Regions from separate parts of the Homo sapiens genome. Here region 2 is linked to region 1. Evidence: chromatin loops called from intact Hi-C (ENCODE). Cell type or tissue: endothelial cell of umbilical vein. All regions are shown on one strand. Links, peaks and the distances in the headings refer to the core of each region. The heading gives the core; the rest is flanking DNA.

The links. A loop is a pair of places that touch in the nucleus more often than their neighbours do. Peaks named below come from ENCODE experiments on the same cell type or tissue, not always from the same donor. Only the 100,000 strongest peaks of a DNase experiment are listed, where the experiment ranks them.
Region 2: a loop joins it to region 1, with 4 times the contacts of the local background. A loop is called at or near these places in 9 of 110 quality-filtered maps.

The regions. Positions count from the first base shown.
Region 1 is chr1:7,942,761-7,958,642 of GRCh38, forward strand. No RefSeq gene overlaps it. Among named protein-coding and RNA genes, the nearest start is that of TNFRSF9, 9.9 kb to the left of the region's middle. RefSeq lists enhancers at 11,037-11,146, 11,677-11,876. In endothelial cell of umbilical vein, for the core only: no CTCF peak of the experiment used is centred there; a DNase peak (open chromatin) is centred at 11,481; H3K4me3 peaks cover 993 bases; H3K27ac peaks cover 1,171 bases.
Region 2 is chr1:7,896,868-7,912,749 of GRCh38, forward strand. It overlaps a transcript of UTS2 not described here. Among named protein-coding and RNA genes, the nearest start is that of TNFRSF9, 36 kb to the right of the region's middle. RefSeq lists an enhancer at 14,022-14,523. In endothelial cell of umbilical vein, for the core only: a CTCF peak has its summit at 6,057 (motif pointing left); a DNase peak (open chromatin) is centred at 6,044; H3K27me3 peaks cover 289 bases.

The sequences.
Region 1 (15,882 bases), core at 8,379-13,378:
CCCTTTGCTCTCTCACGCCTCATGTTCCCCATTCTCCTGCCTCAGTTGTGTAATCTTGAGCAAATTTCTCAACCTCCCTAACTCTGTTTTTGCAAGCACATCTTACAGGTGCAGTGACACCATACATCTTCCTCGTGAGTGAGGATTAAATGAGACGATGAGCATGAAATACTTAGCTCAATGCTTGGCACATAGTTCTCAAGAAAGTAGGAATTGCTATGATCAGACTTACTGGTTTGAAATGTTCCTTCCCTGCCTCCCACACTGACCATCAGTAGAGCCACCACAGGGCAAGTCATGACAGAAAAGGAGAAAAACGCATGAGCTGCCTGCAAAATGTGTTCCCAAATACTGACGGTCATCTGAGAGTTATCTTACCTGTGACATCTGTGGGATCCCTCCTTGCCCCACTTTGGCAGAAATTGGCTGAATGTGAGAGTGTCACACCATAAAAATCGGACTGCTGATCCCCTCCTAACACTTTGAAAGTCACCATCTAACCAAGTAATCTCCTTGTTTACATGTGGTACTCTGTTTAACATTGCAGTGTGACATTTAACTGGGCCATATTTCATTTAACTAAATGCTACTCACTAGTCTACGTTTTGGACATTCTGTAGGCAGAGACATTACTTCCTCTGAAAGTGACATATTTAGTTTCCCAGCACAGTAATTAGCTCACTATTTCAGGCTTTTATGCCAGTAACATAAGAGTCTTTACTGAGCTAAAAGAGTCTCAACATTAGTTTTGCCAGCCCACAGTTAAACAAAGTCAACCACTTCAGAATTCTGCTACTGAAGGCTATGCTCAACTTTACTCAGGCGTTTAAAAAATTCATGGCTGGGAACAGTGGCTCACACCTGTAATCTCAGCACTTAGGGAGGCTGAGGCAGGAGGATCGCTTGAGCCCAAGAGTTCAAGATGACCTGGACAAGATGCCCAGACCCTGTCTCTACAAAAAATACAAAAATTAGCTGGGTGTGGTGGCATGTGCCTGTGGTTCTAACTACTTGGGAGGCTGGGATGGGAGGATTGCTTGAGCCTGGGAGGTCGAGGTTGCAGTCAGCCATGTTTGCACCTGTGCACTCCAGCCTGAGCAACAAAACTAGACTGTCTCAAAAAAAAAAAAAAAAAGAATTCATGTTACTGCATGCATTTTTGTGTGGTATAAAATCATCGTAGTAAGCTAAGTCAAATTATATAGTTAACCAGATATACATACTATCTAAGCTAGCCAAAGGTGTAATACTCTTTTGGTATAATTTTCATTTGCTTTATAACATGTATCATATTGCTTTATCCATTGTAGCCCTGTAATCTTTCAAATGCAACAAAAGCTTTTTCTATTCCATAAAACCATCTCAAACTAAATCAGAGATGACCCCGACAAGACAGCAACACTTTAGCAGTATTAATAATATTAATAATATGTTTCATCCATCCTAAGCAGTATTAATAATCTGTTTCATCACATCCTAAGCATCTCATTCTAAACCAAGAAATAGGCCGGGTGCAGTGGCTCATGCCTATAATCCCAGCACTTTGGGAGGCTGAGGTGGGAGGATCACAAGGTCAGGAGATCGAGACCATCCTGGCTAACATGGTGAAACCCCATCTCTACTAAAAATACAAAAAAAAATTAGCAAGGCGTTGTGGCAGGTGCCTGTAGTCCCAGCTACTCTGGAGGCTGAGGCAGGAGAATGGCGTGAACCCGGGACACGGAGCTTGCAGTGAGCCCAGATCGTGCCACTGCACTCCAGCCTGGGCGACAGGGCGAGACTCCATCTCAAAAAAATAAATAAATAAATAAAATAAAAAAAAAATAAATAAATAAATAAACCAAGAAATAGATTTTATTTCATTTTGATTGACTATAGGTCTAATCTTGAATATCTCAAGCAGCTAAATACTTTGAGGCTAAATAGCATGAAGGCCCAACAATTCTAAACAGGATAAAGGAGACATTTAGAAAGAGAAAGCCCTCAAAATAAGCTTCCTATAAAATATTCTTCCGCCCTTCCAGGGCGCATCTTAGAGGGAATCTCTTCCGTGGGATATTCACTGTTTACACTTGTTTTCTGCCTGAAAGATCTATTCTTTCAAGATTCAGTGTCGCCACCCCTACTCCAAACACCCAAACTAGTAGTCACTATTAGACATACCTGGTGCTTGTGATGTCAGTAGGTGTTCTGAGGCCTGGGAAGGAGTAAATTGTTTTTAAACTTGGAACAAAGAAAATGAGCAGGAAATCAAAGAGGAAGGAGGCAGAGTAAGGAGAAGGAAGTACGAATCATAAGGAGAGGCGGGTGTCAGCAGCCATCGACTTTGCTCACCTTTCCTCCTTGTTCTGCCCTTTCTCCAGGTGGCATCCACTCATATGCTAAGGCTTATCAATAGTTGTCTCCAACTTCAGACCACCCCCAACACTGTGCAGTCCCCAGGACAAGAGTACAAACAGAGGCCTGCTTACCATGTGTCCAAATATTTAGAAATTGTTCATCAATCCAAATACGCTGTTAAGTATGTTCTGTCCAGAGCAGAGACACAAACACACAAACACAATGAACACAGAGCTGCGTCTGTGACTGGGTGTCTGGCGCACGGTGCTGGCATAGGGATGCATTAACTCGGCTCCATCTGCTCTCTGGACCCACACTGCCAGGCCTGGGTGAAGACTCCCCCACATCCCTGGATCCATGTCCTTGAAACTCCATTTGAGGGTGACACCGTGCTGTGAGAGTTGTGAGCTGTGCTGTTGCCTCCAAGAACGGCAGGGAGGGTGTGAGCCATAGAAGTACCAGGCAGACAAAAGGCAAGTAGATTTGTCAAATCCATCTCAGATACCAAGGGTGTAACAGATTCTTGTATAATCTATTATTATGCAAGAATATCACAGACAGTGGTATTTCCCTACAGTCCCAAGTATCCTTTTTTTTTTTTTTTTTGAGACAGGGTCTCACTCTGTCACCCAGGCTGTAGTGCAGTGGTGCAATCTTGGCTCACTGCAGCTTCTGCCTCCAGGGTTCAAGGGATTCTTCTGCCTCAGCCTCCCGAGTAACTGGGACTACAGGTGCGCACCACCTTGCCCAGCTAAGTTTTATATTTTTTTGTAGAAAGGGGTTTTGCCATGTTGCTCAGGCTGGTTATCCACTTGCTTGATCCAATTTATGGCCCACTTGGTGGTTTTGGAAGTTCTTGTATATTGCCATGGAATTCACAGCAGTTATGCACAAAGTCTGAGGAAGACTTTGTAATATTAAACAATTCATATTATTCTTGAATATGCACATATGTAATATGTAGAATAAGAACTGCAGCATTAATTCTTTACTAGAATCACCTAGGACTGAGACCCAGAATGACAATTTCAATTTTTATAAAAATATTTAAAACAATTTAAATTTCAAAAGATTAAAAATCTCAGTTCTTTAATAAAAATAAGTTTTAAATATTTGATATTTATCCACTATAATTTGTTTTTAATTCTAATACTTTTGGAACTTTTAGAAAAATGAAAAAACGAATGTAAAAACAAATTTAAAATTTTACATACTCAAATTCACACATTATATTAAATACATACAAATGCTGTATATGTTAAGTACAATTATATTTTATTTCTTAATCCTTTAAGTCATTACTGTCCAAACACAAATTATGCGAAATTATCTATTGTAACAAATGAAATGAAAGCAAAAAAATAAATTTTCTAGATAAAAATACAATTATTTATGAACTATGTGTGTCTTTTTTTTTTTTTGAGACGAAGTCTCGCTGTGTCACCCAGGCTGGAGTGCAGTGGTGTGATCTCGGCTCACTGCAACCTCTGCCTCCTGGGTTCAAGCGATTCTCCCCACTCAGCCTCCCAAGTAGCTGGGACTGCAGGTGTGTGCCACCACACCCGGCTAATTTTTGTATTTTTAGTAGAGACGGGGTTTCACCGCATTGGCCAGGATGGTCTCAAACTCCTGAACTCAGGTGATCTGCCTGCCTCGGCCTCCCAAAGTGCTGGGCTTACAGGCGTGAGTCACCATGCCCGGCCCTGTATGCCTTTATTTACCACTAATTTAAACATTTTCAGGTCATCAGAAAACATCTACACATTTGTAATGTTAGTTAAACTCAGTCATCTTTGCCAACTTTGTTACATAAAAATAATTTGTTATTTAGTTACTTTGAAGACTTCTCTGTGAAGTAGAATATTCTCCTTGCGCTTGATTTGCCACTTTTAAATATTCAGACATGGTGTGTGGGCCCCATTTCTATACTTGCTCCAGGCCCCAAAAGTGTTAGAGACAGCGCTGAGAGACACACAGTTGGTAGTCAATAAACCTTTATCAAATGAACAAATAAATACATGGATTTGTTCACTCCAGTCCTGCGGTCTGCCTGTCTCTTCATGACCTAATGTTTTAATTTCACTCTCTTCCTGGGGAAATCATTCTGGCATGCAGACCCCAACCTGAGCTGTCATTGTCCTTTCTCAGGTCTCATGTAAAATGCTTTTCTGATCACGGCTGACACTGGCCGAGGGCTTACTATGCGCAAGGCACTGTTCTATGTATTTACAGAAGTTCCCACAATTATACCTTAGGACAGCCTTTGTCCCTGTTTCACAGGTGAGGAAACAAGGGCACAGAGAAGCCAGGTAGCCTGCCTGGTGTCACCTGGCTAGTAAGGAGCCGAGAAAGGATTAGAAACTCGGCTGTCTGGCTGCAGAGCCCATGCTCTTAACCAGACTCTTAACCTGCCTGTGCCCAAGGCCCCATTCGCTTGTGGGTCCTATGCTTGTGGAGCCCTCAGAATAGGATTCGTAATTCATAAAATATATTACAAAGGATTACAAAGGAAACCAACTGAATTGAAATGTCCCTGCCAAATATTTTAAAAGCCAATTTGTGATGCACTAATATATGGACTTAACATGTATCTGGCATAATTTCAAATTAATCATGAATCAAAATGGTATTCTGGGATATCTGCAAGAACTGTAATGTGATATGAAGATGACTTTCAGTACTATTGGTCCCAAGCCATGAGTACTGTTCCTTCAGCTATGCTTTGTGAATTACTATATTCCAAATGGGAAGAAATGTTAGGTTTAGATTTCCATTAGAGGTTAGTGAAACTAAAGATGTAATTTAAATCTAAGTTCACAGACTCCCTGATTTTTATCTGTGCACCTTTGAGCATCTGTGGACCTCAGGGTCACAACCCCTGTATGAAGTCTCCTTGCTGTCGCTCATGCGCTTAAACAGTTTGAGCTCTGGGAACTTGCTCTTACTCCAAGAGCAAGCTTCACTTTGATTATTTCTCCAGATGCTGTCATTGTATCTTAAGGCAAAAACTCTATGTCATTTCTGTCCCTCACCATCCTCACCAAGATGGCACATGTTTATGGTGTATCACATTCTGTGGTCCATTCCTCTGGTCCCTTCAACGCTGAATTTAAACAGATTGCGACTACCACTAAATAAATGTTTTCTAATAACAAGAGCTAATACTTATGGGTGGCTTCCTGCATTGCAGATGTTATGCTAAACACTTTAAATGTTTTATTTAGTCTCAGAAGACAGATTTTGTTCCTTCTGAAGAGGCTAAATAAAATATTTAAAGTGTTGAGCATAGGCCGGGTGCGGTGGCTCATCCCTGTAATCCCAGCACTTTAGGAGGCCGAGGTGGGCGGATCACCTGAGGTCAGGCATTTGAGACCAGCCTGGCCAACATGGTGAAATCCCGTCTCTACTAAAAATACCAAAATTAGCTGGGCATGGTGGCGTGTGCCTGTAGTCCCAGCTGCTTGGGAGGCTGAGGTGGGAGAATCACTTGAACCTGGGAAGTGGAGGTTACAGTGAGCCGAGATCACACCACTGCCCCTTAGCCTGGGCAACAGAGTGAGACTCTGTCTCACAGATGCACACAAAAAAAGTGTTGAGCATAACATCTGCAATGCAGGAACTCCATGAGGTAAGAATTATTGTTACTATTCTAATGTGAAGAAACAGAAGCCAAGGGAGTTCAATTCCTGAGACAAGGATTAAGGGCAGCATTTGAGGGTTTACTCCAGGCCAGTGTTCTAGCTTTACCTATATTCATTCATTTAATTCTCATAGTGACCCTGTGAAGTACACAGGTTCTGTGATCCCTGTTTTATAGATGGGGAACATGAGGCATGAGGGGTAACTCATTTGTTCAAGATCACTTAGCTAGCATGGGACAGAGCTGGGCTTAAATCCAGACAGGCTGGACTCAGAGAGCGAGAACAGGCTCTCCCACCACACCATACTGCCACATTTAAGGAATGGAGACACCAGGGATGGAATTGGACGCTGTCTCATTCCAAAGCTACCTTAACATCTGGCCAAGAGGTATGACTAACATAGGAGCTAGCTGTAATGGCACATTCCTGTGAATTAGTAAAAAGATGTGTTGACTCAGCAACCAAGGGTAAGACTGTCAATTCCGTGGTTTAAGAGCTGAGTTGGAAACCACATCAGAGCTCGTCTACATGAATGACTACCAAGAAACTGACGATCAATTTAAACTTTGAGAAATGTGATGAAGAGCAGAATTGACAGCCTCATAGTAGTCAATTTTTGGAGGAAGTTAGACTAGCTTAAAATAAGAGCACGTAATCAAAAACCATTAAGTAAACACGGGCTCTTTATTTTTAAATTCGGATGGCGAGAGATAGTTGCTACATGCCGTTAAAGGGAAAACTAGTCTTTGGGGTGCAGGTGACAACTGTGATCAAAGCAGTATCACCCCAAGAGGCAACATTATCCTGAAGTAACATAACTTTGTACCGAAGGCCAGCTTCTGGCTGTGGGGTACTAGCTCCCCGTCCCTAGCGTTCACCTTAACCCTTGGGAAGGAAAGTACTATTAAAATTAAGTAATATACAAATTCATCTCAACTACTGTCAATTAACATTCTAGTGTCCTTATTCAACAAATCAAAAGCAAGGCAACACCAGGAGATGGATTTTGTTTCCTTCTGAGCTTTTTAATGGTGATCAGCATTTTCTACCAAATAATTCCACTCACAAGTCGTTCTCCACAAAATCCGTCTCCTGTTCTTCTGTGTTTCCATTATAATGGAAGATTGTTGGATAAACCATTAGTTTTCATAAGATTTTTTTTCTTCAGTTAAGTATCACCATACTAAATAAGTATCACCACACAAAATAAGAGTTCCAACTGTCCCTGTGTGTAAGTTATAACTACTCCATATATATGCCTATAGGGTCTGTTGCACTCAACCTCAAGCAATTTCCAAGTTTCATTATTATTATCATTAGATTACTCTCTGTCCCTTATCAATTCAGTAAATTTAACTCAACAAGCATTTATCGAATGTCTAATGCAAATCTGCACATTTTCTAACCCATTTACTTCTCCTGTTTTGCATCCTACCACTCCCCTCTAGCCTGACTTGTTTTCAATTTTTAAATTTTTATTTATTTTTGAGATGGAGTCTTGCTCTGTCGCCCAGGCTGGAGTGCAGTGGCACCATCTCGGCTCATTGCAACCTCCGCCTCCTGGGTTCAAGCGATTCTCCCACCTCAGCCTCCCGAGTAGCTGGGATTACAGGCACCTGCCATCATGCCCGGCTAATTTTTGTATTTTTAGTAGAGATGGGGTTTCACCTTGTTGGCCAGGCTGGTCTGGAACTCCTGACCTCAGGTGATCCGCACACCTCGGCCTCTCAAAGTGCTGGGATTACAGGTGGGAGCCACTGCACCCGGCCACTCCCTCATCTTATTTGGGTTTTCTCCTCAGAAAACAGCATTCTTTGACCAGTGTCTAAACGAGCACCCTCCCCCCACCATTATTCTCCATCTTCTCTCCCTCCTTTGTTTTCCTTCATAGTACATACCACCACCTGGCATGCTATTTATTTGTGCTTTTGTTTACTGTCTGTCGTTTCCCCATGGAACATAAGCTCCATGAGAGGGGACACTGTTCACTGCTGCATCCCTGGCACCCCAGAGCACTCCTGAGAACACACAACAAGCCCTCCATAAATAATTGTGGAGTGAGTTTTATTGTCTTGTATGGCATATATAGATAAAGTGCCATCCCAACAGTTTTCCCAGCCTTGAGTGGAAGGAAGAGGTTACACAAATAACTAAGGCCACACAGCCGTACAGATTCTATAATAGGAGGGCAAAGTGCTACGGGAATAGAGAAAGTTTCCTGGAGGGATTGGCAGTGTAACTGGGTTTTCCAGGATGGGTAATACATTGAAAGGCTGATAAAGGCCGGGTTCGGTGGCTCACGCCTGTAATCCCAGCACTTTGGGAGGCTGAGGCAGGTGGATCATGAGGTCAGGAGTTCAAGACCAGCCTGGCCAACATGGTGAAACCTTGTCTCTACCAAAAATACAAAAATTAGCCGGGCATGGTGGTGGGCGCCTGTAATCCCAGCTACTCAGGAGGCTGGGGCAAAGAATTGCTTGAACCCGGGAGGCAGTGGTTGCAGTGAGCCGAGATCGAGCCACTGCATTCCAGCATGGGCGACAAAGCAAGACTTCGTCTCAAGAAAAAAAAAAAAAAAAAAAAGGAAAAAAAGGCTGACATGGAAGCAGAGGTATTCCCGGCAGAAGGAAATGCTTTTGCCAAAGCACGAAGGAAGTGAAGTTCCAGGAAGTTCCCAGAACAGATAAACTGAGTGAGGGAGTGTTAAGAGGTACGAATGTGGAAGATAAGAAAGAAGGGATTTTTGAAGCACATTGTGGCAGGATTCAAACTTTTAATCCCCTACATAGCAGTCACTGCCAAATTCAGCAGATTCACAGAACTACAGACATACGAAAGGTCACCAGAATATAGTTCTCATCCTGAATGTAGCCACTGCTTACCAACCTCCAGAGTAGGTGGGCCTCAAGATAAGGAAGGGATCTCCCGGATACAGTAAAGGATAGGGGGCAGGGAGTCAGCCAGGAAAGTTTTGCTAGATTCAAGTGTCTACCGCTGGGTGGAATATGGATTTTGCCTTGCCCATTGACAGAAATACTGGTGTAACTCCTTGATCACTGTATGTCTCCAAAGCATTGGAATTTGAAAGCATTATGGAAACAGAATTAGAGAATTATAACAGGAAATAGTAAGGGACTCAACATTTCAACTCCTTTGAGCTTGTTTTATGTAAGATCTCACTAGGTCCTCACCAACCTCTGGGCAGGCATTGCTATTCACATTTGCAAGTAAGTTATCGTAAAGGCTTTTTGATAACCCCTGACTGAAACCCTAAGTAATGGGATCTTACTCTCACTTCAAGAAATAAGATCCTCTCCCTCTCCCTCTCCCTCTCCCTCTCCCTCTCTCTCCACGGTCTCCTTCCACGGTCTCCCTCTGATGCCGAGCCAAAGCTGGACGGTACTGCTGCCATCTCGGCTCACTGCAACCTCCCTGCCTGATTCTCCTGCCTCAGCCTGCCGAGTGCCTGCGCACGCCGCCACGCCTGACTGGTTTTCGTTTTTTTTTTTTGTGGAGACGGGGTTTTGCTGTGTTGGCCGGGCTGGTCTCCAGCTCCTAACCACGAGTGATCCGCCAGCCTCGGCCTCCCGAGGTGCCGGGATTGCAGACGGAGTCTCGTTCACTCAGTGCTCAATGGTGCCCAGGCTGGAGTGCAGTGGCGTGATCTCGGCTCGCTACAACCTCCACCTCCCAGCCGCCTGCCTTGGCCCCCCAAAGTGCCGAGATTGCAGCCTCTGCCCAGCCGCCACCCCGTCTGGGAAGTGAGGAGCGTCTCTGCCTGGCCCCCCATCGTCTGGGATACGAGGAGCCTCTCTGCCTGGCTGCCCAGTCTGGAAAGTGAGGAGCGTCCCTGCCCGGCCGCCATCCCATCTAGGAAGCGAGGAGCGCCTCTTCCCCGCCGCCATCCCATCTAGGAAGTGAGGAGCGTCTCTGCCCGGCCACCCATCGTCTGAGATGTGGGGAGCACCTCTGCCCCGCCGCCCTGTCTGGGATGTGAGGAGCGCCTCTGCTGGGCCGCAACCCTGTCTGGGAGGTGAGGAGCGTCTCTGCCCGGCCGCCCCGTCTGAGAAGTGAGAAAACCCTCTGCCTGGCAACCGCCCCGTCTGAGAAGTGAGGAGCCCCTCCGTCCGGCAGCCACCCCGTCTGGGAAGTGAGGAGCGTCTCCGCCCGGCAGCCACCCCGTCTGGGAGGGAGGTGGGGGGGGGGTCAGCCCCCTGCCCGGCCAGCTGCCCTGTCCGGGAGGTGAGGGGCTCCTCTGCCCGGCCAGCCGCCCCGTCCGGGAGGGAGGTGGGGGGGTCAGCCCCCCGCCCGGCCAGCCGCCCCGTCCGGGAGGGAGGTGGGGGAATCAGCCCCCCACCCGGCCAGCCGCCCCGTCCGGGAGGGAGGTGGGGGGGTCAGCCCCCCCACCCGGCCAGCCGCCCTATCCAGGAGGTGAGGGGCGCCTCTGCCCGGCCGCCCCTACTGGGAAGTGAGGAGCCCCTCTGCCTGGCCAGCCGCCCCGTCCGGGAGGGTGGTGGGGGGGTCAGCCCCCCGCCCGGCCAGCCGCCCCATCCGGGAGGTGAGGGGCGCTTCTGCCCGGCCGCCCCTACTGGGAAGTGAGGAGCCCCTCTGCCCGGCCAGGACCCCGTCTGGGAGGTGTGCCCAGCGGCTCATTGGGGATGGGCCATGATGACAATGGCGGTTTTGTGGAATAGAAAGGCGGGAAGGGTGGGGAAAAAATTGAGAAATCGGATGGTTGCCGGGTCTGTGTGGATAGAAGTAGACATGGGAGACTTTTCATTTTGTTCTGTACTAAGAAAAATTCTTCTGCCTTGGAAAAAAAAAAAAAAAAAGAAATAAGATGCTGGCTGGGGGCGGTGGCTCATGCCTGTGATCCGAAAACTTTGTGAGGCCAAGGCGGGAGGATCGCTTGAGCCCAGGGGTTCAATATAAGCCTTGGCAACATAGCAAGACCCCGTCTCTACTTCTCAGAAAGAAAACAAAAGAAATAAGATGCCATGGAAGGGATGGCAATAAGCGTTTTCCATAAACAACCCGAGAGAGAGAAACAGAAAACGCTGTCCAAGCTAAGCCTTGCTTCCACACTGGGCTTTGCAGATTTTCCAATGAGCCACCAACGAGGTGGTTAAAACATCAGAGACTGCATCCGATTCCCCAAGACACCAAGGCTCTCGGGATGGGAACAGGCAAATCGTCGTCGTTCTTTGCTGAGCCTGCGGGCTGCGGTCACCAGAACGAATCTGGGCCCAGCAGGTGCCAAGGGCTCGACCTCCCGCCTTGCATCCGGCAGGCCGCACACACCCCTCGGAAGTCGGCGAGATCGCTGAGGCAAAGCGACTCCAGGGCGCAGAGACCCACACGCGACGCTCTAAAGGAAGTGACCTTTAGGGGCTGTTACTCTCAGACCAGGCCCAGCAGCACCCGGCGCATTTACGTCGGATCTGACCCCTGCAAGCACCGGCGCGACCGCGCTAGCGGCTGGGAACACGCGACGGTCCCGCCCACTGCGACCTGACTCGGCCAATCCCGGGTGGCGCATGCTGCGGCCGCCGGAAGTGGACCTACGTCATGCAGGTCAGTCGGTAGGTTTCCGGCGCCCAGCGCCCCGTGGGAGTTGTGTCTGGTGGCCCACGCTGGGGGGGGGCTCTTCACACTGGTGGGCGCAGAGGCGAAGCCGTTCCCAGGGCCCCTCACAGAACTCGGTGTCAGAATTTCCCCCCTTGCACCAGCGCCGCCTCAAATGTCAGGGCTCGCCCACTCTTCTCCGGTCTCGCCGACATAACCTTTTGGGGGCTCCAGAGGGGAAATTTGCCGTTTCTGCCGGACCGCTCTAGAGCGTGCCTGAACCCGGCCTTTATGGGATGTTGACAGCTACGTTTATTCAGTGCCCCAGAGGCCTTCTTTATGCCCAGTAACTACAATTTAAATTCCTTCTCTGCTTCATTTTGTAGTCGTCTGGTGAATTTGACGTGAGAAATAAGATTAAAATAGGAATAAGAAATTAGTTGAAATCACATTGTAGAGTTCTGCAAATGTAAAATATTAATTTATAGCAATAAAGCAGGCTGTCAAATAACAGAGGATGAAAGCAGGATAATACTTGGTCAGAACCTGCTGTATGCCAGGGGCTGTGACAGATGCTGGGGATTCAGCAACCACCAAGACAAGAAGGTTCTTCCGGCGTTCACAGGACTAGGGGAAGACACAATAAATAACTAAAGGCAAAATGCTAGAATGATGCGCTCTCTCTCAAGATGAAATATAGAACATGATTTATTTTTTATTTTTATTTTATTTTATTTTGAGACGGAGTTTCGCTCTTGTTGCCCAGGCTGGAGTGCAATGGTGCGATCTAGGCTCACTGCTACCTCCGCTTCCCGGGTTCAAGCGATTCTCCTGCTTCAGCCTCCCGAAAGTAGCTGGGATTACAGGTGCCTGCCACTACGCCCGGCTAATTTTTTTGTATTTTTAGTAGAGACAGGGTTTCCCCATGTTGGCCAGGGTGGTCTGGAACTCCTAACCTCAGGTGATCCACCCGCCTCGGCTTCCCAAAGTGCTGGGATTACAGGTGTGAGCCACTGCGCCCAGCCGAGAACGATTTATTTTAGAGTGTTTACTTAATGAGATGCCTAATGTAAGAGTGACCCATGGAAAAATAATAACTTGGCAGCAGTTTTTTTTGCCGCTAAGATCAGGACAATTCTGAGGGGAGTTTTGTTTTGGAACGATGACCAGATGGCCATGGGTGGCTATTACTAACACTGTCAATGCCATTTCTCTGTTATTGCCTTGTGACCTCCACAGGCAGAGCAATATTTCATCATTAAAAGTTGCAACTGCTATGAGAAGCTACGTTCCTTGAAAACAGAGTTTTTGGCCAGGAATAGTTGCTTATGCCTGTAGTTCCAGCTACTTGGGAGGCTGAGGCAGGAGGATCCCTTAAGCCCAGGAGGTGGAGGCCAACCTGGGCAACATAGCCAGGCCCGGTCTCTAAAAATGAAATAAAACCGGCAGTTTCTTCCTTCGTACCTCCCGCAGTGCATAAAGAGTTGTCAAATGTTGAGTTAAAAAGGTAGTGGATAGGATGGGGCGGTTCTGCCTGGAAATTGGAGACTGAACTAGGAAGTGTCTTCGTTGTCAGTACTACAGCAGTATTTTTTGGTAAATGGTTTAATTTTTTGGTTTTATCTTATGAATGTGTGATGAGAAATATGCATGAACTATAGAGTGTCTTAAGTGTAACTGACTTTTAATATTGACAGTATATGGTGGGTAGAGTGTGAAATTTAGCATCAGAAATCTGAATTTGACCAAGACTGCAGGACCTTATACAGTCATTTCACCCTTCTGGACCTCAACCTTCACATCCGTGGAAGGAAAATTGTAACACCTGCCAGGAAGTCAATATATAAGGTCTAAAGATGATAAATGAGAAATAAAATATTAGCATACTGTTTCAAAATACTGATACACTACCAGAAGAAACAGTTGAAAGAGTTGAAAATACTTGCTTCTGGGGAGCAGGGCTGAGGGGAAGGACTGAGTTAGAGGGCTGCTGCTGCATGGATTCACTACTGCTCTGTAGCAAAACCTGGCTGCTACAGTTCACCGTTGGGTTGTAGTAACTCTGTTTCAGGTTGTTAGTTGTGCAGGTTGGCTAGGGCCGCTCTGTTCCACATGTTCATTCTGAAACCCAGGTTGAGGGAACAGCAGCAACTTGCCTGGGGGAAAAGCTCTTCCTACAGCAATTCAAAAGTAGAAGAGCACAACCTAATAATCAGGGCAGACTTTTCAAGGCTTTGTTACAGGTGTCTGTTAACATTCCATGGACCAAAACAAGGCCAAACCCAAAATCAAGGGACAGGAAGTAGACTCCACCCATGCAGGTGGAAGGGGAGTGACTATTTCTGAAAAATAATCCAATCTGCCGCAAGTAATACTTGACTTTTTAAAACTGTGCAGTGTATTCACTTGGTAAGAATTAATGCTGACTGTGGTCCATTTCAGGTCTTGATGGTGATGCGTATGTCTCAGGAATGTTAACTCCAGTTCATTCTCTCTGGCTCTCACTGCTGAAACATCTGTCATCTTTAGGCTATCGTGGCTGTCTCATGCTGTAGCAGACCAGGAGCAGGAGCATTGGTGACTCCTTTTAGGAGTTTACCACGGGGCCCGGGCTCGGTGGCTCACGCATGTAATCCCAGCACTTTGGGAGGCCGAGGCTGGTGGATCACTTGAGGTCAGGAGTTTGAGACCAGCCTGACCAACATGGTAAAACCCTGTCTCTACTAAAAACACAGAAAATTTAGCTGGGCGTGGTGGTGCTTGCCTGTAACCCCAGCTACTCAGGAGTCTGAGGCAGGGGAATCACTTGAACCCCGGAGGCAGAGGTTGCAGTGAGCTAAGATCATGCCCCCACACTCCAGCCTGGGTGACAGAGAGACTCAAAAAAAAAGTTTACCACGCAGACTGGATCAAAAAAGCCTGTCTTCTTTTGGTTTTCCTTCCATCTAACTGTATCCCTCCTTGGTTCTAGAAGCACACATCTGACCACTTGTCTTTCCTCTTTCTCTGTCATTCCTGTTTTCCACACTCCTTCACAGCTGCTTCCTTTGCAAATAGCCAAAAGTGAAGTCATTCCAGAACTCCTAAAAGTTTCTTCTTAAATGTCATATGATTAAAGACATTTCAGACTTTTGCACAAGTTCAGTGTTCATCAATTATTCACATTTTTTTTTTTTTTTTTTAGAGACACAGTCTCACTCTGTCATCCAGCCTGGAGTGCAGTGGCATGAGATCATGACCCACTGCAGCCTTGACCTCCTGGGCTCAAGTGATTCCCCCGCTGCGCTGTCAGCCTCTCAAGTAGCTGGGACCCATAGGCGTGTAATTTTTAAAATTTTTTGTAGAGACAGGGTCTTGCCATGTTGTCCAGGCTGGTCCCCAACTCCTGGGCTCAAACAATCCTCCCGCCTCGGCCTCCCAGAGTGTTGGGATGAGACACCCCGCACAGCTCCAATTTTTAAAATTAAATAAAATAACACACTCACCATCATTGTAAGAATCACATGAAATATACCAAAGTGCTTTGTAAACTAACAAAAAATTTATTTCTTGAAATAAATGTGGCCAGGTGCAGTGGCTCACAACTGTAATCCCAGCACTTTGGGAGGCCGAGGTGGGCAGATCACTTGAGGTCAGGAGTTTGAGACCAGTTTGGCCAACATGGTGAAACCCCGTCTCTAATAAAAATACAAAAATTAGTTGGGCATGATGGTGCACGCCTGTAGTCCCAGCTACTCGGGAGACTGAGGTACGAGAATTGCTTGAACCTGGGAGACAGAGGTTGCAGTGAGCCGAGATGGTGCCACTACACGCCAGCCTGGATGACAGAGCAAGACTCTGTCTCAAAACAAAAACAAAAACAAAACAAAGAAAATAAACGTGATTTTTTTTTTTTTTTTGAGACAAGAGTCTCGCTCTGTCACCCAGGCTGGAGTGTAGTGGTGCGATCTCAGCTCACTTCAGCCTCCGCCTCCCAGGTTCAAGCAATTCCCCTGCTTCAGCCTCCCGAGTAATTGGGACTACAGGTGCAAGCCACCATGCCCAGCTAATTTTTGTATTTTTAGTAGAGACCGGGTTTCACCATGTTGGCCAGGATGGTCTCGATCTCTTGACCTCGTGATCTGCCCACCTTGGCCTCCCAAAGTGCTGGGATTACAGGCACGCACCACCGCGCCTGGCCAGAAACGCGATTTTAATATCTAAATTGAAACCTTAAAAACACTGATGTATTTAGGCCAGGTGCTGTGGCTCACACCTGTAATCCCAGCACTGTGGGAGGCCGAGGTGGGCAGATCACTTGAGGTCAGGAGTTTGAGACTAGCCTGGCCAACATGGT
Region 2 (15,882 bases), core at 3,639-8,638, 51 kb before region 1:
GTATTCTTTTAGTAGAGATGGGGTTTCACCATGTTGGCCAGGCTGGTCCTGAACTCCTGACCTCAGGGGATCCACCCACCTTGGCCTCCCAAATTGCTGGGATTACAGGCATGAGCCACTGTGCCTGGCTGAAAAAAAAAAGCTTTATAAATTATGTATAAAATTATATTTGAGTCATTTTCACTTCCAAATTACATGAGATTTCTGTTTCTACATTTTCTTTGTCTTGGCATATTTGATGATGTGCATTGAGTCATTATATAGCTTCTAAGAATCTGTTTACTTTTTACTATGTTAACAATGAGTTCTTGGGGATATTCCTGTTTGAAAATCACTGTACGTGTAGTAAATCTATTTCTGGGATCTCCATTCCCATTCCATTGGTCAACTTCTTTTTCCTTCTGCTGATACCACACTTTGTAAATTACTACATCTTTTAATGCTTGTTTATCTGGTAGGGAAAGTCCCTGTATCCTATTCTTGTTTAGGAATGACTGGGCTATTCTTCACCCTTTGCTTGTTTATATAAATTTTAAAGATTTTAGAGTCATATTGTCAAGTTCCTTGAAAATCCCTGTTGAGACATTTATTGAAACTGTACTGACTCTATAAATCAATTTGGAGAGAAAGATATCTTTACAATATGGAGGCTTTCTATCCATGAACATATTATGTCTCTCCATTTTTTAGGTCTTCTTTAATGTCTTTCATTAATGTTTCATAATTTTTTTTTGAGACAGAGTTATGCTCAGCCTGTTGCCCAGGCTGGAGTGCAATGGTGCGATCTTGGCTCACCACAACCTCCACCGCCCAGGTTCAAGCAATTCTCTTGCCTCAACCTCCTGAGTAGCTGGGATTACAGGCACCCGCCACCACGCCCGGCTAATTTTTGTATTTTTAGTAGAGATGGGGTTTCACCATGTTGGCCAGGCTGGTCTCGAACTGCTGACCTCAGGTGATGCACCCACCTCAGCCTCCCAAAGTGCTGGGATTACAGGCATTAGCCACCGTGCCCGACCATGTTTCATAATCTTTATATATGTCGCATCCTTCTTTTGGTAGAGCATTCCTAGGTACCTTCTGGTTTTGTTGTTACTATGCATTGTTGCTAATAGGTTACAAGTCAACTGATTAATGTACATTAATATTATGACCAACCATCTTGATAAACTTCTCTTGTTATTTCTAGTATTCTACAGATTTAGGGTTGTCCATGTATACAACCATGCCATCTGCAAATAAGAATGGTTTTGTTTCTTCCTTTGGAATCTTCAAAATTTAAATTTCTTTTTTCTTGTCATAAGTTACTGTCTAGAAACCCCAATACATGTAAAATATAAGTGGCGATTGTTTTGTCCAAACCTGTGGCTGGAGTTACCCCCAAAAGTGGAGGCAGGGGAATTCCCAAAAAGGAGTACCGCAAGCTGTCCTGAGATCAGGCCAGTTAAATTTACAAAGAAAAAAAGCACTAAATGCCAGCCTGGAAAAAAGCATTTATTAGGGGAACTTATATACCGAGAACTGCAGAGTACCCTCAAGATGGACAGAGAGAGAAGGGGTGCTCTGACCAGGTATCTCACAGCAAGGGGGCTCAGAATATAGAGTTTTGTTTTTTGTTTTTTTTTTGAGACGGAGTCTCACTCTGTCGCCCAGGCTGGAGTGCAGTGGCGCGATCTCGGCTCACTGCAAGCTCTGCCTCCCAGGTTCATGCCATTCTCCTGCCTCAGCCTCCCGAGTAGCTGAGACTACAGGTGCCTGCCACTACGCCCGGCTAATTTTTTTGTATTTTTTAGTAGAGACGGGGTTTCACTGTGTTAGCCAGGATGGCCTCGATCTCCTGACCTCGTGATCCACCCACCTCGGCCTCCCAGAATATAGAGTTATATGAAGGTTTGGTCCAGAGCTAGGGACAGTTTTTTTCAAGTAAACCTAGATACTTTCATCAGTGCCTGGAAATGTTCAAGGCCCTGATTTGGGTTCAAGCCTGTTGGACAAAACCTATACAGTTGGCTGGGTTACTGTATTAGTCCATTCTCACACTGCTATAAAGAAATGCCTGAGACTGGGTAATTTATAAAGAAAAGAGGTTGAATTGGCTCGAGGTTCCATAGGCTGTACAGGAAGCATGGCTGGGGAGGCCCTGGGAAACTTACAATCATGACAGAAGGTGAAGGGGAAACAGGCACATCTTACATGGCCAAAACAGGAGGAAGAGAGAGAGGAGGGAGGTGCCACACACTTTTTAACAACCAGATCTTGTGAAACCTCATTGACTATAATGAGAACAGCATCCGCCCCATGACCCAATCACCTCCCACCAGGCCTCATCTCCAACATTGGGGATTACAATTAGACAAGAGATTTGCTGAAGACACAGATTCAAACCATATCAGAGAGCAGTCAAGGCAATCTGATTTTCGGTAAGGACACAGAAAGAAAACAGAGGCCTGAGGGACCCTACAGCGATCGTGACCATCTTTATCCTGTTTCAGCTCATAAGTAAAACACTTTCAACATTTTCTCATTAAGAATAATGTTTACTTTGAGTCGATGCAGTTAGGTGTTTTAAAAAAATAAAATAATAATGTTTACTAATTTTTTTCTTTAGATATCCCTTATCAGTTAAGGAAGTTCTTATCTAGTCCTTTTTATTTTTTGAGACAAGGTCTCACTCTGATGCCCAGGCTGGAGTGCAGTGGCGTGATCATGACTCACTGCAGCCTCAACCTTCCCAGGCTCAGGTGATCCTCACACCTCAGCCTCCTGAGTAGCTGGGACTACAGGCACGAACCACTGCACCTGTCTTTATGATCTTTTTTAAACACTGTTAGATTTTGTTTGTGAACTATATTAACGTAAGAAGTTATCCCACAATTTAGTGTCTTGAAACAGCAAGCATTTGTTATAACATGTTTTCTCAGGAGTCCAGGAGTGGCTGAGCTATGTAGTTCTGGCTCAGGGTCTCTCAGGAAGTTGTGGTCAATGTGTTGGTCAGAGCTGAAGTCATCTGGAAGCTTCACGAGGGAAAGACCTGCTTCCAGGCTCACTGTGTGACTGTCAACATGTAGGCCTCTCAGATACAGCAATTGGCTTCCTCCAGAGACAGCAATCGCAGAGAGAGCGAGAGTGTACCCAACCCGGAAGCCACAGACTTTTTATAACCTGGAATCATCAGATGCAAGTCACTCCATGCTCAAGTGGAGGAAAGCTTAGCTCCACTTCCTGAATGTAGAAATATCAAATGAATGGCCAGGCACAATGGCTCACACCTGTAATTCCAGCACTTTGGGAGGCCAAGGCAGGAGAGGATCACTTGAGCTCAGGAGTTCAAGACCAGCCTGGGCAACATAGTGAAACCTCTTCTCTATAAATAATTTAAAAATTAGCCAGGCACAGTGGTGCATGCCTGTATTGCCAGCTACTCAGGAGGCTGAGGTGAGAGGATCACCCGAGCCTGGGAGGTGGAAGCTGCAGTGAGCCTTGATTGTACCACCACACTTGGCCTGGCGACAGAGCCAGAACTTGTCTCCAAAAAAAGAAAGAAGGAAAGAAGGAAGGAAGGAAGGAAGCGAGCAAGGTAGGTTAAATAATGTGTGGGCATGAAACACCACATTAATATTTTGTTTTGGCCAGGTGTGGTGGCTCACGCCTGTAATCTCAATACTTTGGGAGGCCAAGCCAGGTGGATTACCTGAGGTCAGGAGTTCGAGACTGGCCTGGCCAACATGGCAAAAACCCCATCTCTACTAAAAATACAAAAATTAGCCAGGCACAGTGGTGGCTGGCGCCTGTAATCCCAGCTACTCAGGAGGCTGAGGCAGAAGAATTGCTTGAACCAGGGAAGTGGAGGTTGCAATGAGCTCAGATCATGCTACTGCACTCCAACCTGGGCTACAGAGTGAGATTCCATCTCCAAAAAAAAAAAATTGTTTCATGTTTTTGCCTCTTTTTCTTTTACTGTCCTTGCCTGGTTTTAGTATCAAGGTTACACTGGCCTCACAGAATACCTAGGAGAAGATAAACCACTTTCTTCTATTCTCTGGAAGAGTTTTTATAAAATAGGAATGATCCACTCCATGAAAGTTTAAGAGAACTTACCTGGAAAGTCATCCAGGTCTAAGTTTAATTTGACAAAGATTTTTACTTCTGTTTCAATTTCCCTAATCATTTTATGACTATCCATACATTTTCTTTCTTCTTAAGTCAGTTTTGGTAAGTTACGTTTTTTCTAGGGAATTGGTCATTTTGTCTGAGTTTTCAAATGTATTGGCAAAAACCCGTTCATAGTAGTCTGTTATCGCATGGTAAGCTTTCATTCTACATAGATTAAGTAATGGAGCTTGGATGTGAAGCAGGCTATTGGAAGACTACTGCAGTAATCCAGGCCAGAAATAACACAGGCATGAATTAGGACAGTGAGAGTAGGATGTGAAGAATGGATTGGATTCTAGAAATACACACTGGGATTTGTTGTTTCATTAAATGTGGGTGGTGAAAGAGAGGAAAGAGTCAAAAGGTACTAATCTGATGTCTGCCTTGGAGAGGAGGTGGAAGGAGCTGCTTTATGGAGGAAAATGTTAGCATTTACTGTAAAGGTTTCCATTCATTGAGGTGTTCTATGGATCAGGCACTGTGCTACTTGCTTTATATGTATACATGTATATGCTATATACATATGTATGTATGTAAATATATACATACAGCTGCTATATACTTGGATGTGTATATATATTCATCTATGTGTGTGTGTGTGTGTGTGTGTGTATATATATATTTATATTCTCATTTAATCCTCACAAAAAGCCTGTAAGGTAGGTGCTATTGTCTTCATTTTACAAATGAGGAAACGGACTTCGTGTGAGGAAATGGACTTCGTGGAGGAGATGGTTCAATCCAGTGCCACCAAAACAAAAACCCTCGGCCAGTTTGGAACATCCTGGGTTTGAGATGCCTGTGAGGATCCACACAGACTGGCCCAGCAGATCACGGAACGTGTGAGGTCTGTAGGGAAAAGCATTTGAGAAAGAAGGAACAGCAAACTCCAATGTCCTAAGCCAGAGAAAAGTTTAGTGGATTCAAGGAGCAGAAGGAAATCCAGCGACCCTAGAGGGAGTGGGTGCGAGGGAGAGGGTGATGGATGAGGTGGGAGAGAATGACCGGGGTGGCTGAGAGCAGGGCTGGACTCAGCGCTGGTAACACCAGGCTGGGAGGGAAGCTTTGGGGCTCTGTGGCTCTGGGTAGGGAGGACTGCGGAGGGTGGCAATTCCCCACCAGCTCCTACAACAGGGTCTGGGATCAGACACAGCCTTTGGGCTCCAGGCTATCTCTGCCCCCGGGTGAGGGTTATACAGACCTGACTCCTTCAGGGAGAGTTTTGTCCTGATGGGACCACCCTGCTTTTTTGTATGGAAGTTAGAAATTATCTTCTCTCTGGGCTCTGGGCAGATTGCCTGTCTCCTCAACAGGGAAGGGGTGATTCTCTGGGGGAAAGCGGGAAGTCGGGGAAGTTCTGACAATGTAGTCATTTTGGTAAAGACTCTGAAAATCATTCCCATTCACATCACAGGGGCCTAAAGATGGCCTGGGTCGTCAGTGCGGCTTTTTCTATACTTCCACTCCCCATACATTTTCTTTCTTTTGGCGACTTGCACATCATTGTTGGACTATTAAGTTATGGGGGAAGGGCGTCCCTACTAAGGAGCCTCCTAATTCTTTTTGTTGTTGTTAATCTAATTTTTTATAGGGACGGGGGTCTCGCTATGTTGGCCAGGCTGGTCTTGAACTCCTGACCTCACGTGATCTTCCCACCTCGGCCTCCCAAAGTGCTGAAGAAGTGAGCCAGCTTCCCCGGCCAGCGCCTCCTATTTCCTTCCCTTTAATTAGGCGGCACGTTAGCCTTTAACAGAGGCGGGCCACTGGCGGCGTGGTTTCAGGTAAGTCGCTGAACCTCTTTAGCCATCTCCTTCCCATCCCTGAAGAAGAGGCCTAAATTAGAGAATGCGGGGTTCCTTCCGCGCTCAGAGCCTTCCCTTTGATCCCGAGGGAGGCCTGCGCGCTGGTGGTGTCTACTGCCCTCTTGTGGTAGAGCGTTTTTTGTTCTCCAGTTTACTGTCTGGCTTTTCTCCCTCCCTCCCTCCTTCCCTCTTCCCCTCCTTCCCCTCCTCCCCTCCTTCCCCTCCTTCTCCTGCTTCCCCTCCTTCCCCTCCTTCTCCTGCTTCCCCTCCTTCCCCTCCTTCTCCTGCTTCCCCTCCTTCCCCTCCTTCTCCTGCTTCCCCTCCTTCTCCTGCTTCCCCTCCTTCCCCTCCTTCTCCTGCTTCCCCTCCTTCTCCTGCTTCCCCTCCTTCCCCTCCTTCTCCTGCTTCCCCTCCTTCCCCTCCTTCTCCTGCTTCCCCTCCTTCTCCTGCTTCCCCTCCTTCCCCTCCTTCTCCTGCTTCCCCTCCTTCCCCTCCTTCTCCTGCTTCCCCTCCTTCTCCTGCTTCCCCTCCTTCCCCTCCTTCCTTTTTTTAATTATTAATTAATTAATTAATTTATTTATTTATGAGACAATCTCGCTCTGTCGCCTAGGCTGCAGTGCAATGGCGCAATCTCAGCTCACTGCAACCTCCCTTTCCCGGGTTCAAGCCATTTTCTTGCCCCAACCTCCGGAGTAGTAGCTGGGATTACAAGTTCCCGCCACCATCCCTGGCTAATTTTTGTATTTTTGGTAGAAACAGGGTTTCACCATGTCGGCCAGGCTGGTCTCGAACTCCTGGACTCAAGCGATCCTCCCACGTCGGCCTCTCAAAGTGCTGGGATTACAGGCATGAGCACCACGTCCGGCCTATTGTCTAATTTTTAAATTCCTAAGGAAATCCAAAAGATTGGGGGTTGCAGGAGTAGAAGCTTGCACAGGAGTGTCACATAGCTACATTTAAGTGTCAGGCTTAGCAATAGCAAGAGAAGGGAGGGAGGGAAGAAATGAAGAGCCACAGCCCCTTCAGAATGTGAGAGCTTTCATCTTTCCCATGAAAATAAACTGATACTTTGTTTTTACTTAACCAGTACTTCAAATTTGGATTTCAAAAACGAACTTCATGTGTTTTATTACCCGTCTGATGTACCTTCCACACAAGGGTTAGGCGAAAGAAGTTTGTTGCCCATAACTGCTAAAGTTAGAATTTTAGGGTTTTGTGATTTTAGAAATTTAGATCTTAGAATAATTTTTTAAAAATAAATTTATCTTACAATATTTTTTCATTGATTTAATTATAACCTAATTTTGGGGGAGTTCTAATATAAATTTTTATCTTATACCTGGCTTTTAAGGAATGTGTCTAATGAAAAGTAAAGATGGCCGAGCACATTATTGGCACTTTGGGAGGCCCAAGGCGGAAGGATAGCTTGAGCCCAAGAGTTTGAGTCCAGCCTGGGCAACACAATGGGACCAGGTCTCTACAAAAAATAAAAAAAAAAAAAAATAATAAGCTGGGCATGGTGGCGCATGCCTGTAGTCTCAGCTATTTGGGAGGCTGAGGTGGGAGAATCTCTTGAGCCTGGGAGGTTGAGGCTGCAATAAGCTATGATTGTGCCACTGCACTCCAACTTGGGTGACAGAGCAAGACTCCATCTCGTAAAAAAAAAAACAACAAAAAAAGTAAAGACGTGTAGTCAATTTGTTTTTACTTTGATTTTAGAATATATTCTGATTATTGCTGTTTATTACTTAAATAGTTACGTGTTATGCAATATTTATGTGTTATTAAGACATGGAAAAGGGGCTGGGAGCAGTGGCTCACGCCTATAATCCCAGCACTTTGGGAGGATGAGGCAGGCAGATCACCTGAGGTCATGAGTTCAAGACCAGCCTGGCCAACATGGTGAAACCCTGTCTCTACTAAAAATATAAAAATTAGCCGGGCGTGGTGGTGGCGCCTGTAAACCCAGCTAATTGGAAGACTGAGGCAGGAGAATCGCTTGAACCCGGGAGGCAGAGGTTAGAGTAAGCCTAGATCGTGCCACTGGACTCCAGCTTGGGTGACAGAGTGAGACTCTGTCTCAAAAAAAAAAAAAAAAAAAAAAGCCCACATAGAAAGGGGACTTAAAGGATAATTTAGTGAATACATGCATATCCACTGCCCAGCTTAGAAAATAAACATTGCCAACACAGCTAAATACCTCTGCGATGGTTAATTTCACCTGTCACCTTGGCTAGGCTATAGTACACAGTTTTTGGTCAAACATCAATCCAGATGTTGCTGTGAGGGTATCTTTTTTTTATGTGTGATTAACATTTCTTTTTTCTTTTTTTTTTTTTTGAGACAGAGTTCGCTCTTGTTGCCCAGGCTGGAGTGTAATGGCGCGATCTTGGCTCACTGTACCCTCCACCTCCCAGGTTCAAGCAATTCTCCTGCCTCAGCCTCCTGCGAGTAGCTGGGATTACAGGCATATGTCACCACGCCCGTCTAATTTTGTATTTTTAGTAGACACGGGGTTTCTCCATGTTGGTCAGGCTGGTCTTGAACTCCCGACCTCAGGTGATGCCCCTGCCTCGGCCTCCCAAAGTGCTGGGATTATAGGCGTGACGCCGTGCCAGGCCGTAATTAACATGTATTAGGTTGGTGCAAAAGTAATTGCGGTTTTTGCCATTAAAACTGTGGCAAAAACTGCAATTACTTTTGCACCGGCCTAATAAATCAGTAAACTTTGAATAAAGCAGATGGCCCTCCACAGTGCAGGTAGGCCTCTTCCAATATGTTGAAGGCCTCAAGAGAAAAAGACTGCAGTGTTCCAAGGAAGAGGGGAATTCTGCTTCTAGATGGCCTCCAGGCTTAATACTGCAACATCAGCTCTTCCCTGGATGAAATGAACATCTTTCTTCAGTATTTAAGGACAAGTTGTATTTCTTCCTTGGTGAATTGTTTCTTATTTTCTGGTGGTTTCAAGGTCAGCAGGAATGTAGGGTTTGTTGAGGTTGGGCTGACGGTTTCCTAGGGAAAGGTGGGTGATTGGTTTTACATTTAGCTCTCTTCTTGGACATTTCGTAGTGATGAAGTGGGGCAGTGTCTTGCCGGGTGAGGGGTGTCTGGGGGGCTTGTCTTGCTGGGCACACGGGGGCCTGAAGGGCTCCTTCACAGCCAGTGGGTGGGTGGGGGTCGGGAACACACGGAATTCTTTCCAGGTGAGCATCTTGTTTTGAGGAACCAACTGCTGCTGTAATATAATGTTGCCTTTCAGTCTTGAGGCTTTCACTTGGCCAGCAAGTACTTCTTTCAACACCCATAGAATTGCATGAGGTGCATGGGGTTCTTAATAGGGGCAGCTCCTGTTTTCATAAAATTTGTGAAGAAGCATTTCATGATAAGTGGAGTAAATTATACTAAATATTGAAATGGGAATCAATTTTTCTAAACATTCCTTTCCATGTTCCTGCAAAGATGCTGGTTTCACTTGCATTTGAATCAAGGCACACACCTTTCCTTCGTCCATACAGCCAGAGCCTCTGCCACAGGAACTGGTGAACGTCTTAACTGTTTATCTCACTTTATAGCACAGCAAGAAAGAAAGAAAGAAAAGAAAGAAAGGAAGAAAGAAAGAAAGAAAAAGAGAAAGAAAGAAAGAAAGAAAGAAAGAAAGAAAGAAAGAAAGAAAGAAAGAAAGAAAGAAAAGAGGGAGGGAGGGAGGGGAAACTTCTAAGATCATTCCAGATTTTTTTTCTTGACTTTACTCCCTACTACCCCCTTGAAATTCATACTTGCACACAGAAACTCTTCAAACTTCCTGTCTTGAGTACAGGCTGGACAGAAAACTATAGAGAGATATCAGCACCATGAATGCCAATATCAACACCAGTACTAACCCAACACCAACAGTGAGAACACCAATATGGATGCCGGTACCAACCCAACAGCAACACCACGAACACGGGCAGTAGGAGGAAGGTCCAGGATGCGAATTCAAAATATTGAACACCAGTTAACTTAGCCAAAGAGTCTCTAGTGAAGCTGTGATCAAGGAGAGTATGTGCCTGGTATCTATAAACATCCCATCATTGCAATCAGAGAGACACATACGATCATTATTAGCCTTTGCCACTGAAGCTAAAATAATTATTGAAAGAGTATGGGCTGCACGCAGTGGCTCACGCCTGTAATCCCAGCACTTTGGGAGACCAAGGGGGGAGGATCACCTGAGGTTGGGAGTTTGAGGTTGGGAGCCTGGGCAACATAGTAAGACCCCATCTCTACCAAAAATACAAAAAAATTAGCCAGGTGTGGTGGTGCGCGCTTGTAATCCCCGCTACTTCAGAGGCTGAGGCGAGAGAATTGCTTGAACCTGGGAGGTGGAGACTGCAATGAGCTGAGATCGTGTCACTGCACTCCAGCCTGGGTGACGAGAGACTGTCTCAAAACAAAAACAAAAAATTGTGAGTGGTTGATCTTATAAACTAGTAGATTTAAAAAGTGAAAGAGTGTGAGTGGAAGCAGTCTGACTGTCCTTAGGTGTCAAGAAATCAGGTTATGCCAGGTACAATGACTCAGGCCTGCAATCCCAGCACTTTGGGAGGCTGAGGCGGGAGGATTTCTGAACACAAGGAGTTTGAGAGCAGCAGGGCATCATAGCAAGACTTCATCTTTACAAAAAAATTTAAACATTTTTTTAAATTTAAAAAAATTTAAAAATTAGAAGTCGTAGCTACTCAGGAGGCTGAAGTAGGAACCCAGGAGTTCAAGGCTGCAGTGAGCTATGATCACACCACTGCACTCCAGCCTAAGCAACAGAGCCAGACCATGTCTCTAAAAAAAAAAAAAAAATTAGCGACCACAACAAAATGTAAATAACTAACTGACAGTGAGCTTCTGAGCATTATGTCAGAGATTTTTTGTTTTTTAGACTCCCTTAGGCCCCTATTTCAACAACTCCAAACTCAGAGTAGGAGGAAAAGAAATACACAATTATCATTCCTTCCGGAATACTAAGTTTTCGAAGCCTCAACTTCACAGGTAGTTGTTTACCTTTTAAGATTATGGCTAGTAGGCTGGGCACGGTGGCTAGCACCTGTAATCCCAGCACTCTGGGAGGCCGAGGCAAGCAAGCAGATCACCTGAGGTCAGGAGTTCAAGACCAGCCTGACCAACATGGTGAAACTCTGTCTCTACTAAAAATACAAAAATTAAGCCAGGAATGGTGCTCATGCTGTAATCCCAGCATTTTGAAAGGCTGAGGCAGTGGATCACCTGAGGTCAGGAGTTCGAGACCAGCCTGGCCAACATGACGAATCCCCATCTCTACTAAAAATAGAAAAATTAGTCAGGCATGGTGGTATGCACCTGTAATCCCAGCTACTCCGGAGCCTGGGGCAGTAGAATCACTTGAACCTGGAGTCAGAGATTGCAGTGAGCCAAGATCACACCACTGCACTCAGCCTGGGTGACAGAGTGAGACTCCGTCTAAAAAAAAAAAAAAAAAAAAGTTAGCCAGGTGTGGTGGTTTACACCTGAAATCCCAGCTACTTGGGAGGCTGAGGCAGGAGAATTGCCTGAACCTGGGAGGTGGAGGTTGCAGTGAGCTGAGATTGCATCGCTCCGGCCTGGGCGACAGAGTGAGACTCTGTCTCAAAAAAAAAAAAAAAAAAAAGGGATCATGACTAGTAAACTAAGACCACCCCTAGAAGCCAGTAGAACCCAGTACTGGTCAGATCAGACACCAGCTACACAAGCTTGAGAGGCCACTTCTCCCCCTGGGCCTTGACTTCTATTTCCCCTCTGATTTAGAAATTTTGTGGCTCTGCGTCATTGATTGGTATGTAAATTGGCATATATATTACTCTGTTCTCATGCAGCTAATAAAGACATAATTGAGACTGTAATTTATAAGGAAAAAGAGGTTTAATGGACTCACAGTTCCACATGACTGGGGAGGCCTCACAATCATGACAGAAGGCAAAGGAGGAGCAAAGGCACAATTTTTTTTTTTTTTTTGAGACGGAGTTTTGCTCTGTTGCCCAGGCTGGAGTGCAGTGGCATGATCTTGGCTCACTGCAACCTCCACCTCCCAGGTTCAAACCATTCTTCTGCCTCAGCCTCCCGAGTAGCTGGGACTACAGGTGCGTGCCACCACACCCAGCTAATTTTTGTATTTTTAGTAGAGACTGGGTTTTACCATATTGGCCAGGCTGACCTTGTGATCTACCCATCTCGGCCTCCGAAAGTGCTGGGATTACAGCCGTGAGCCACCATGCCTGGCCTCAAAGGCTTATCTTACATTGCGGAAAGACCTGCCTCCATAATTCAATTACCTCCCACCAGGTCCCTCCCAGGACACACGGGGATTATGGGAGCTACAGTTCAAGATGAGATTTGGGTGGGGACACAGCCAAAGCGTATCAGCGTAGCTTTTTGAAAGTTAATTAAAAAATATTTTTTAGTACTGGGCTTACGCCTGTAATCCCAGCACTTTGGCAGGCCGAGGTGGGCGGATCACCTGAGCTCGGAAGTTCGAGACCAGCCTGGTTAACATGGTGAAACCCCATCTCTGCTAAAAATACAAAAATTAGCCAGGCATGGTAGTGCACCCCTGTAATCCAGCTACTCAGGAGGCTGAGAGAGGAGAATTGCTTGAACCCAGGAGGTGGAGGTCGCAGTGAGCTGAGATCGCACCACTACACTACTCCAGCCTGGATGACAGAGCAAGACTCTGTCTCAAAAAAAAAAAAAAAAGAAAAAAAAATTTAGGTCAAAAGAGGAATTTTATTTTTAAAAAGTTCTTAAACAGCACTATTTTATATTTTTTTTTGAGACGGAGTCTCACTCTGTCACCCAGGCTGGAGTGCAATGGCACAATCTCGGCTCACTGCAACCTCTGCCTCCCAGGTTCAAGCAATTCTTCTGTCTCAGCCTCCCAAGTAGCTGGGACTACAGGCGCCCACCACCACGCCCAGCTAATTTTTGTATTTTTTGGTAGAGACGAGGTTTCAACATGTTGGCCAGGCTGGTCTCAAACTCCTGACCTCAAGTGATCTGCCCGCCTTGACCTCCCAAGATTACAGGCGTGAGCCACCGCGCCCAGCCTTAAACAGCACTCTTGTGCCACAGAAGCACACACAGTACAGTCATTTTCATCTGCAAAGCATATGTATGTGTTAACCTTACACAAGCCATCCAGGAACTTGCCTTTTAAAAGTAACAGCGTGTTGTTTAAGGAGGATTCATTTGTAAAGCTTAATATATGACATTGCTGGAGTTCAAAATGAAGGCCTCAGAAGCAAGTTTTTCTCTAAACTTCTCCTGCCCTCCTGTCTCTGGCCCCTCATTCTCCCCGCAAAGGCTACCATGAAACATGAATCCCCCTTCCCCAAGGTGGGTCACAGAAACCAGAACCCCTTTTTCCCAAAGCCAGCCTTAAAACCTGAGAAGATTACTCTAACTCCCCCTGCCCGCCCACCCTGCCTTTCTTTGTAAAAACCGGCCATAAAGAAATTCTCTGACCTACCTTGTTTGGCTGTAGGTCACCAGGCTCCCATTCCAGAGAGGGTCCTGCCTCACACCCAGAAGGAATGAAGGCTGCACAGAGAGGCCAAGAAGGCCCTACACAGAACCCCCAGGGTCTCCCCACTCAGTCCACTAGCATCAGATCAGAGCCTTTTTGTCCAATCCTATCTCTACATGGCTGTCCATACTCTGTTGAACCTAAGCATAAAAATTGACGTCTGTATCTTTGGGTCTTCATTCTGAAGGCTCCCATGTAACATAAAACTATGATCAAATAAATTTGTATGCCTTTTCTCCTATTAATTTGGCTTTTGTCAGTTGATTTTCAGGAGCTCTTTAGAGAGCAAAGAAGAAATTTTCCACTGGCCCCCAACAGAATATTTTTTGTTTGTTTGTTTTTGGGATTTTTTTCAGACAGGGACTTGCTCTGTCTCCCAGGCTGGAGTGCAGTGGCACAATCATGGTTCACTCAACCTGTTGGCAGCCTCAACCTCCTGGGCTCAAGTGATCCTCCTGCCTCAGCCTCCCAAGTAGCTGGGACTACAGGCGTGAGCCACTACGCCAGGCTAATTTTTTTAAATTATATTCTGTGGTGACATAGGCCTCATTAACCCTCATTAACTTGCCCAGGCTAGTCGTGAATGCCTGGGCTCAAGCGATCCTCCCATCTCGGTGTGAGCCACCGTGACTGCCTCTACAGAATGCCTTACATCAAAGGGAAGCCCAGGCTCATTTCAACTTCCCAGTACTTTTGTAGTGAATAAGGAGGAATTGGGACCCAAGACGGCTATCAGACCGCAAAGGTGCACAGCGGGTGTCCCCCACATTACACAGTTTGCTTCGATTGCCTTCTTGGGACCTCTTAGAACCAGGGTCTATATTTGGAAACAGCACAATTGCAGGATGTGTGATCATAATTGCACTGAATTATAAGCATTTCTTGCATCAGAAATTCTAAATTACTTAATAGAAGTGAGTGTTATTGTACTGAGCATGGCTAAATACGTTACTCATGTTTATTAAATGAGAATCCAAGAAGAGCATTTACTGGGTGCTTGATTTGTGTGAGGCACTGGGCTAAATACCTTATTCATTTATTCTTTGAAACAGCCCCACGTAATTTTACAGATGAAGAAACCAGGGTTTAGAGGATTATGTAAACTGCCTAAGGACCCTCTGCTACGAAAAGGTGGTGGCTGCAATCCAACCTCAAAATTACTGGGTCCAAAGCCCGTGAAGTTAACCCTGACACTAAATGGCCTCAAAATTGTTTAATTAAGTATATCAGGCCAGGCACAGTGGCTCACCCCTGTCATCCCAGCACTTTGGGAGGCCTAGGCAGTGGATCACCTGAGGTCAGGAGTTCGAGACCAGCCTGGCCAACATGGCGAAACCCCGTCTCTACTAAAAATACAAAAATTAGCGGGAGTGGTGGCAGGTGCCTGTAATCCCAGCTACTCGGGAGGCTGAGGCAGGAGAATCGCTTGAACCCAGGAGGCGGAGGTTACAGTGAGCCAAGATCGCGCCACTGCACTCCAGCCTGGGCGACAGAGTGAGACTCTGTCTCAAAAAAAAAAAAAAAAATCAGATGGAAGACTTTTCTGTGGATTCTGGCTTGTTATATACCTTAAATAAACAACAGTAGTGAAAAGAAATCTTTAAGAACTATCATCCAGGGATTTCTTTGGTATGCCAGCATGTGCTGGTCAAATACCATCTTATCTCCCTGATCTGGGTTTGACAGGCTCATCTCTTTCTCACTGTGGTCACACTGTTTTATTTCTGTGAAGAAATATGAACCTGAAAGAGGGAATTCTTCAAGATAGATCCCTAGTGGCTAACTGAGCCTAAATTTAAAATAGAGCCAAATGGCTAAAATAGTTAGCCATTTGCTAACTAGAAGTCACACAGGTACTCTGAGATTCCTGAAAACCAGCACCTTCTTAATGTTGGGACTTTTGGAGCTCACCTGCCTCCACCAACCAGGGCTCAGCTGTATCGACTAATGAGGACTCAGCGGCATAAACCAATCAAAACTAAGCAAGTTTCAGTCTTTCATTTGCATAAACAGACCTGATTGGGAACCTGGGCAGGAACTTTATAACACGCAAATCCCCCTTTTCTTGTTGTTTTTCTTTGAGATGAAATCTCACTCTGTTGCCCATGCTGGAGTGCAGTGTCATGATCTCAGCTCACTACAACCTCCACCTCCCAGGTTCAAGTGATTCTTCTGCCTCAACCTCCTGAGTAGTTGGGACTACAGGTGTGTGTCACCATGCCCGGCTAACTTTTTTATATTTTTAGTAGAGACGGTGTTTCACCATGTTGGCCAGGCTAGTCTCGAACTCCCAACTTCCGGTGATCCCTCTGGCTCTGCCTGTGACCTCATGTGCCCTCCACTGGGGCCCCCACAGAG